2 separate regions of the Mus musculus genome follow, and region 2 is linked to region 1. The links are chromatin loops, found by intact Hi-C in ENCODE. Cell type or tissue: heart. All regions are shown on one strand. Links, peaks and the distances in the headings refer to the core of each region. The heading gives the core; the rest is flanking DNA.

The links. Hi-C counts contacts between places; a loop is a spot of excess contacts. Peaks named below come from ENCODE experiments on the same cell type or tissue, not always from the same donor. Only the 100,000 strongest peaks of a DNase experiment are listed, where the experiment ranks them.
Region 2: a loop joins it to region 1, with 3 times the contacts of the local background. A loop is called at or near these places in 1 of 42 quality-filtered maps.

Annotation. Positions count from the first base shown.
Region 1 is chr2:85,048,400-85,052,787 of GRCm38, forward strand. It overlaps Tnks1bp1 (tankyrase 1 binding protein 1), which reads left to right and starts at 2,061. Exons shown (of 12, transcript NM_001081260.2): 1 at 2,061-2,161; 2 at 2,462-2,574; 3 at 3,526-4,156. The coding sequence starts at 2,481. In heart, for the core only: a CTCF peak has its summit at 2,203; DNase peaks (open chromatin) are centred at 1,092, 1,722, 2,062, 2,542 and 1 weaker place; H3K4me3 peaks cover 2,655 bases; H3K27ac peaks cover 2,935 bases.
Region 2 is chr2:85,240,722-85,245,109 of GRCm38, forward strand. It overlaps Gm13715 (a long non-coding RNA gene), which reads left to right. Exons shown (of 5, transcript XR_374759.2): 5 at 2,796-2,957. Among named protein-coding and RNA genes, the nearest start is that of Gm13715, 34 kb to the left of the region's middle. In heart, for the core only: no CTCF peak of the experiment used is centred there; no DNase peak of the experiment used is centred there.

The sequences.
Region 1 (4,388 bases), core at 228-4,227:
TCGAGGGACCCCCTCCTTGCCCTCACCGGCCCCCTTCCCTAGCTCCCACGGCACGCCCCCATCCACGCTAGGCCGCCCCCACCGAGTCCTCGTCGTCAGTCCTCCGTCTGTTCCTTCGAGGGCTGCTTGGCATCTCGCTCAGTCTTCCGCTGCTGCCGCCCCCTCCTTCTCCACCCTCGTCTGCTCCTCCTCTTCGGCTAGCCGCTCGGTGTCCGTAAGCTCCCCACGGAGGCCCTCCAAACAGCCCCTTGCCCTGGGCTGTTCCATCTTCCTGTTGGCCCCCCTCTTCCAACACTTAGCCCTCCTGATCGCACTAGCTGAACATCCAGTGGTAGACCTTTAGGGACGACCCTGCTTGCCCTCAGGCCCTTCTGAGTGTCTGTCCAGGGCTGGGGCTACATAGCTCCTTTCCATTCTTTGGGGGCAGCCTCTACTCCCAGGGCTGCCTGATTTCCCTAGACCACTAAGAGTGGGGAGTTCTTGAGGTACTGCGATTCTGCAGCTTATGGACATGGCCTTGGTTACCTGGGGCTCCTGGCTGGGGCCTGTGTACTGTAACCGCCTCCCCTGTTGGGGACTCGGAGCCTGTTTTCATCTCTGCAGCTCTTTCTAACCTCAGAGGTGTCCATCAAGCCCCTATCTCAACCGCAGGTGAGAGGGTTTTTCTGTTTTGGACTAGTTTTTCTCCATTTCTAACCACCTTCACCATATCCCTTGTAATAATGTTCAAGGACAAGCAAGCAATCTTGTATATATTTTTAATTTAATTTAATTTTTCTGTCATCTCTCCGCCTTCAAGCGTTATTCACCCACATACAAGGAAAACAGCCCCTGGTAGTTGGCTGATCAGCCTTTTGACATTGACGGAGTTACTGTCTGTACCCTCTTTAAATAAGCTGGGACAGGGTCAAGCGGATGGGGACATCTTTTGCAAAGGCTGGGCACCACAGGTCTCTTAGAATTGAGAACTGTCTTCTCAGAGCAGCTGGAGTGGGAGGGGAGCCTTGAGGTTGGAGAGGGTTGGGTTGCCCTCCAGGGCTCTGTGCATTCCATGTGTTTGGCATGTCTCCCTTGCTCTTGAACCAGAGGAGCAGTGTTCACTAGTCACCACCAGAGCCGGAGGGGGGGCTTGAGAGTGGGAGGGTGCTTCAGCAGCCAGGGTGGGAACTGAGGGGGTGGAAGGCCTGAAGAATTTGAGGTGGGGGGGACATGAAGGAATGGTCTAGAGACGCAGCCTACGGTAGGGGGAGAGGTAGGTAGAGGTGGTTACCAAGGATGCTAGTTAGCTCATGGGAGACACTGAATGGAGTCACATTAATAATGGCCAACTGTTACTTACCACTTCCAGGCTTGGTATTTTGCATGCATTGTTTGACTTGAAACTCATTTAATACTTTTTTTTTTTTTTAAGCAGTATGCCTTAGACTAGTCGCACAGCTCTGAAGTGACAGACCCATTTAGTTGTTAGATCTTACAATATCAGCTCCAGAGGCTCCTGGCACAGGCTACTACCATGTGGCTATCATCTGGTTTAGTTTCTTCTGACCCCTCAAAACTCCTTTAGGGTGCACACCCATTCCTATGTCACAGGCTTTTGCAGGTCCCTCCCTGACTGTCCTGGAAGGGGCAACCCCAGGGAGTTTTCCTCTCAGTTACACCCCCCACCCCACAAGCAATCAAGCCCAGTCTGTCCTCCCTGCCCATCCTGGGCCGGCTCCTCCTTCCCCTTGGCTAGGCCCTGGAAATCCAGTGGGAGGCCATTGCTATGGTAACAGGACTAGGCCCTGGCTTTACCTCATCAAATTCCAAGCTGAAGCCAAAACGATTGAGAAATTAAAGGGAAAAAAATGTATTCCAGATGCTTACTTTTTATTTCTTATGTCCCTGTGTTTGGATGAGACAGCTCTTGAGTGCTGGAGGGGGGCAGGGATGTGAAAGGAGAATGGGGGGGGGGTAGGGAGCCACTCCCAGCCGTGGAGGGAGGGAGGAGAATGGGAAGAGGGGGGCCGGCTGTGGGGCGGAGCCCCAGGTTGGGGAGGAGCGGGTTTTTCCCGTCCCATGAGGTGATTCCAGAGACTTGAGAGTTTCTGGCCTTCTTGCTCCGCTCAGAGTGGACACCTCTAGTGGGGCTCCCTGACCCGAGAGGGTTGCCTCAGGAGCTGTAAGTAGGGTATCACAGGACGGATCCTGGGGGTGGTGTGGGTGGAGGTGGCTCCCTCCTGTGCTGGATCACTGAGGTTCAGAGCCAAGGGTTGGAGAGTCGTGTCAAGAGTTGAGGATGTGGCTGTGGGAACCTTCCCGGCCTCCCCCTGGAGTTCGCTCTTCCTGTCCCACACTGCCTGGGTTAGAAATAGACTTCCTTGGCTAAGCCTGTTGCCTTTCTCAGCTTTCCCTTCTCCACCTCTCCCTTCCCTGGGTCTTCAGTCACTTCGGCCGGCTCACACTGCTTCCTATTTCTCAGGCAGGGTGTGCCCTATGTGATGAAAGGATCCACTCTCAGGGAAGGCACAGCCATGGCTTCCCCACTGCCCCAGGATATGGAGGAGGAGCTGGCGCCTGTTGGCTCCGAGCCAGGTACCAATGGGTGCTGGGTGCAGGGTGGGGCCGTTGGCTGGGAGGAGGGCCGGGGGTGGGGTGGAGGCTGCACCCCTCTTCCGTCCCGGCAGGTAGCTGGAGTGACAGTGGAGGTGAGAGGCAGTGAGTCTGAAATGAGTGCTCACGGGCCTTGGCATCTGGTGGGAGTGAGGTAGAGCCCCAGCCGGTATGGAAGCAGAGCCTTTGAGACAACTCCAGGGAGCCTTGGAGGAGGAGACACTGAGGCACAGAAGGAGAATGGAGTGCCCTTCTTTCTCCCTGTCTAGACTTTTTAAATGCTTAGCTGAATGAGTGGGTGATACAAGATTCTATTATAGAAGGTTGTGGCCGTGAGTAATTCCCAAGGTCTTTTATTTGGCATTACAATGCCTTATATAGAAGGTGGATTTCTGCCCTTGTTTTTTTTTTTTTTTTTTCCTTCTTCCTTCCTGTGGCAGATTTACTTCTGTTTGACATAGGTCAATAGAAAGCTTGCATTCCTGATAATGAACTGGATGACTGAGGTGGCAAGAGGAAGAGGTGCAGCAGGGTGTACAAGGGGAGCTCAGCTAGGGTCAAAACTTCACTATGGAAATGTGGTGTAAAGAAATAGGGCTCCATCGGGTTCCCAGGCTGACAGTATGGTGAGGCCAGGCAAGTGGGTATGCTTATCTGCTCCATTCATTCATTCGATAGGAACCTGTGTTAGGAGCAAAATAGGATGCTAGAGGGATAAGGGGTCAAAGCCCACGTTGTAGGAGTTTGGAGAAGGTAGGCTATATAATGGGATGTGAAAAACCAAGGAAGCCTTCCTGGAACAGGCGGTACTGACTTGCACCTAGAACGATGGGTTCCAAGGTTGGAGTGTGGAAGATTCGGTGCAGCAGGAGTCACAAGAATTTATGTCTCATGGTTCTTCTGACAGTTCCTAATGAATCCTTCCTTCCGAAGGTGACCCACGAGCCAAGCCCCCTGTCAAGCCCAAACCCCGGGGCTTGCCCAGCAAGCCAGCTCTGCCTGCCAAACCCAGCCTCCTGGTGCCTGTTGGGCCTCGCCCTCCTCGGGGTCCCCTGGCTGAGCTGCCTTCTGCCCGGAAGATGAACATGCTGGCAGGACCTCAGCCCTATGGGGTCAGCAAGCGTCCCCTCCCGTTTGCACCAAGGCCTTCAGCTGAAGCAACCGCTGGAGGAGACGTTACCCAAGAGTCTGGGAAGGAGGATGCTGGGAAAGAAGACTTGCCCCCTCTCACACCCCCAGCTCGGTGCGCTGCCCTGGGAGGTGTGAGGAAGGCCCCTGCCCCTTTCCGTCCCTCCTCTGAGCGGTTTGCAGCCTGTACAGTAGAAGAAATTTTGGCCAAGATGGAGCAGCCACGGAAAGAGATCCTGGCCAGCCCTGACCGCCTCTGGGGCTCCCGCCTCACTTTTAACCACGATGGCAGCTCTCGATATGGCCCCAGGACCTATGGTGCCCCCTGCCCCAGAGAGGAGGATAGTAAGTCCCCTGCCAAAGGACGGTCCCAGGAGGGGACAGCAGAGATTCCTGCAGAGTGCCAGGAAGAGCATAGCAAGACTCCTGAGGAGAGGTAAGGGCTGAGAAGAGTTTGTATAGTTCCTTGAAGTCTTAAAGGGGCTATGGAGGAAGTGGGCTCAAGTTTGGGTTATCATCTTTACTGTCAGGTTACTTAGGTGAATTCAGGCAAACCCAGGCTAAGGCCCAGAGCATCTCTGTAGCAAATGGTGGAGTTACTTCTCTCTCTCTCTGTGTGTGTGTGTGAGTCTGTGTCTGTGGTGCATGTGTAGTGTTAGGAATTGAAC
Region 2 (4,388 bases), core at 88-4,087, 190 kb after region 1:
CTTTCTTTCTTGGTTTCATTGTTTAGGTACTAACATCTCAGATCTCCACTCTGCCACTCAACTGGTGTTGAGGATCTTAAGCTCTTTGAATTTCAACTTCTTTGTTTTGTAAAGTGTCAGTAATAATATTTACGTCATGAAGATATTATGAGGGAGGAAATGAGCTAATTATGTAAAGGATTTCTCTCAACTTCTATGCACAATTAGCTACTTAACACCAGTTCCAAATATTTACTATGAGGTTAGATCTGTCACCAGAGCATGGGTGACAATGTCCACCCATTGACTGATCACTTCTGCTTCAGAACTAATGTCCTTCTGCTGGACCTTCCAAATAAACATAAACACCAACTCATTCCCTGTTTCTTACCCCCTTTCCTTCCTTTCAGTTTCCTTATCTTGGTTCATGGGATGGTGGTATTGTCTGACCCTAATGACCAATCTCAGGGTTATCTTAGATTCATTTTCCACATCCAATCACTCATCAAACCCTATCACTAAACTACCATGGTCTCATCCATCTCTCTGTTTTCATTCTGTTCTGTCTTCCCTTATCCTTCACTTAGGCTAATCTTTGAACTGGTCCCTGTGCTATTTCTTCCTTCTCCCCCATCTCTGCCAGGCATTATCACCCTTTTCAAAAACTGTTGCTATAATACCTATCTCCAGCAAAGTCACTTTTCCGCTTAAATGTCTTTTCTGTCTCCCCATCCACTCTAGGCCACCAGATAAAGCTCATCACCCCAGATTCCTTTCAATGATTTTCAAAGATTGGTTCGACCTACTTTTCTAGGGTCTTCTTTTCCTGCACTAAAATTTAATAATATGCGTCTTCTCAACTTTCCAGAGTGTGAGTCATTTCTAGAGAAATTTGTTTTATGTTTTTCCATATACTTAGAGTCTATACTTTATTGTGCCTAATTCAAGCTCCTCTAAACTACGAAGGTGGACTGCAAACTGCACCACTCCATGGAGCCTCACCAGATGCCTCTGCTCTGCCAATGTGTTGAATTTCATGTATACATCACCCTGCCCTTATTATCTTTTATTCAAGGTCCCCTGCAAGTTTTTCTGAGTTCCTGTGCATTGTTCTTCTTTCCTAATATATGTATTGATTCCTGGAGGTAGGGGACCAAGTTTTGGCCATCTTTTTTATTGTTGACCAGACTTAGTGAATAGCTTAAGAAGCCTAAAACACCTCATAAACTTCATAGAGTCAAAACACTCCCTGGTTCCATATTCACTGATATCTTATTCCCTGATACATACTACTCATTTCCCCCTTTCCTCTTATTTATTTATTTATTTATTTATTTGGTAAAGTATCATCATCAACCCAGATCCTCAAGATCCAGACAACAGACATTAGTGATTAGTGGGAAGATCATTGTTCACACTCTTTCTCTTACTGCTGAGTTAGAACATATTATTTTTAATGATTAATTCTCCTCTCTGTGCCTCAGCCATTATTATTTCTGAGTTGGGTTAATGAGACCTAGTGATCTTTAAGGTAAGAAAGGTCAGGATCATCCTCGATTCCTCTTCTTCATTTTCCAACCCAGTCCAGTCCATTGCCATGTTAGCTCTACCTCTATAATTCATCATAAATTTATCTTCTTTTCTTCACATAACCTGACTCTCAAGAAGCTTCTCTACCTCTGCTCTTATTGCCCCTCATCTCCTACCTAAGGGGAGAAGCCTCTGTTCATCACAATTTATTTCAAACTAAATTAAGACCCTGCAAAGGCTTCCTGTCATAAGGAATGGCATGTTTGGTTTATAGATCCTCCCCAGTGTCTGTCTCTCATTTTAATGTGATATTTGTCACTATTGATGTTGTTTGTATGTTTGTAAAATCACTTGCTTCTTCCAAGATTTTTCTGTCTTTGAATTCAGTTCTTTGACTATGACTATGTGTGGATTTCATTGTGTTTATCATATTTAGCACATGTTGAGAGATTTTTAACCTATCACTTCTTAAAAAATGCTTTCTATTCGTCATTTTATCTCCTTATAGATTTCACTGTACCTTCGAATAAAGAACAGCGCTGCTGTGCCCTGATATCTTAGTACATGCTCTGATGGTCCATTTAATGGTTGATATTGCCAACTTGACAGGATTCAGAATCTTTTACGAGATGACGCATTGGGCATTTCTGTGAGGGATTTTTACAGATTGGTTAATTGAAACAGGAACAGCTCCGTTCTACCATTCTATGAGTTGGTGTTTTGGAGTGAATTAAAAGGAGAAAAGGAGTTGAACACCAGCACTCATTTCTCTTTGCTTTCTGACTGTGGATACAGTATAACTTACCACCATGACTTCTCTGCCAGGATTGATTTTCATTCTTCCCTAAGTTGCTTCTAGTCAGCTATTTGGTTATAGAAATAAGAGAAGTGACTAATGTAGGCTCTGTAAGCAAAGTTTATAATTAGTTTTTAGTCAAACTTGGATAACCATTTCCCTGTCATCTCAGCTGTAATGAAGGGAGATCAGCAAGCCTCACTGGGAGTCCCAAGACATAAGGTCTTATGCTTCTTGTTGACTTTCAGAAGATCATGGGCTTGGTCTCATTGTCCTTTGACCTTGATCCCTTTCCTAAGAGTGGCTGACTTAGGTGAATGTCTCCTAAATATCTGGCTGTATCTAAGAGGAAGCTCTTTAGTACTAGAGTAATTCACGGCCTGAATATCCTGCTAGCTAGGCCTCCTGGTTGGTTGGTGTTGGAGCTGGGTTCACAGGGTGCTAACACCATACTGGCTAAGCTGGCTTTTGTATTGCTGTCTTCCCACAGATATGGCCTCTGAGATGGTGCAGCTGCAGGAGAGGTTCCTCTTGATCACTGTGCTGACTGACAGAAGGTTGAGATGATCCATGATGCCTCTGCTGGGCTATAAACACGGTTCCTTGAAGTACATGATTGTGTTTGGAAATAAAGCTTTCTGATGCAAATTAAGAGGAAGTCATGCTGGGTCATTTTGGACTCTAATGGTCAGTGCTTTTATAAGAAGAGGGGAGTTTGGCTAGAGCACAGAGGGAAGATGACTGAAGACATAGGGTGAGGGAAAAGGATGTGGGATGGAGGTGATGAACTTACCAAGTACTGTGAGGATTACCTGTAGCCATATTAGCTAAGAGACAAGGAAGGAATCTCCCTTTTAGTGGCCTTAAGACAGAGCACCAACCTACGAACCCATGGCCTTCATATTGTAAGAGCATATAGAGTGGTGAGACAATAAATTTCTAAAATTTAAAACCATCCAGTGTATGGCCCCATTCTATGTATACTGTATAGCAACTGTAAGACATGAATACAACATCACATAACTCTCTGAACTTTTAAACTCCAGAATATTATGTGCTCTTAAAAATAATTTTCAGCTCTTTATTGGGCTTCTTAATTTGCTGAGTCATTGTTATCATTTTTTTCTTAATTCTTTAGCATTGTTTCTTGCAGGCCTTTGAATATACTTCTTTATTTGAATAACTTTGGCCATTAAATCCAGCAATTGCATCTAGTCAGAGGTCTTGCCTATGCAATTATTTCTGTCCTGGGTATAGATCATTCCTTCTCCTTCTTCCTTCCCTACCTCTTCTTTTTCCTTCCTTCTTTCCACCTCCTTATTTCTTTATATTGTATTTTCTTTTTGCTTTTTAAAAAGACTTATTTATTTTATGTATATGAGTATACTGCAGATGTTTTCACACACACCAGAAGAGGGCTTCAAATTCCATTACAGATGGTGGGGAGACAACTTGTGGCTGCTGGGAATTTGAACTCAGGGCCTCTGGAAGAACAGTCAGTGCTCTTAACTGCTGAGCCATCTCTCCAGCCTTATATATTTTCTTTTGAGGCAGGGTCTTCTGTATCCCAGAATGGCCTCAAACTCTCTATAAAGTCAAATATTAACTCCACCTCCTGCTTCCACCTCCCAAGTTCTGATAATACAGGCAAGCCTCTCCTAGTCTGACTTATGGTTTGCACAGTGCTAGAAACTGTACTGTATTCAAGAATGATACACACTGTACTAATTGAGCTCCATGTCTAGTCTGTGCTTTCCTATTTTTTCATGCTTCATAATTTCTTATGGTTGAGACTTGCATGATTTAGGTCATGTACTGGGTGACTTACGTGCTAGATTTTGATCTCTATCCAATTTTGTTGCTGCTGTTTGTTTGTTTAGTCACTGATCTGGACTCAGCCTGTGGGTACTATTCCCTGGTGGTATATGGCTGCTGACATGTCTCTCTGGTCGTTAAATGTCTTGTTTTATTTAAACTTGGCTCCTCTACTTCTTCCAAGTTCAGTGGTCAGCCAGTGTGTGGTCATGAGTGTTGTTGTTTCCTGCTGCCACATTTTATTATCAGATGCACAGAGGTGTATTAT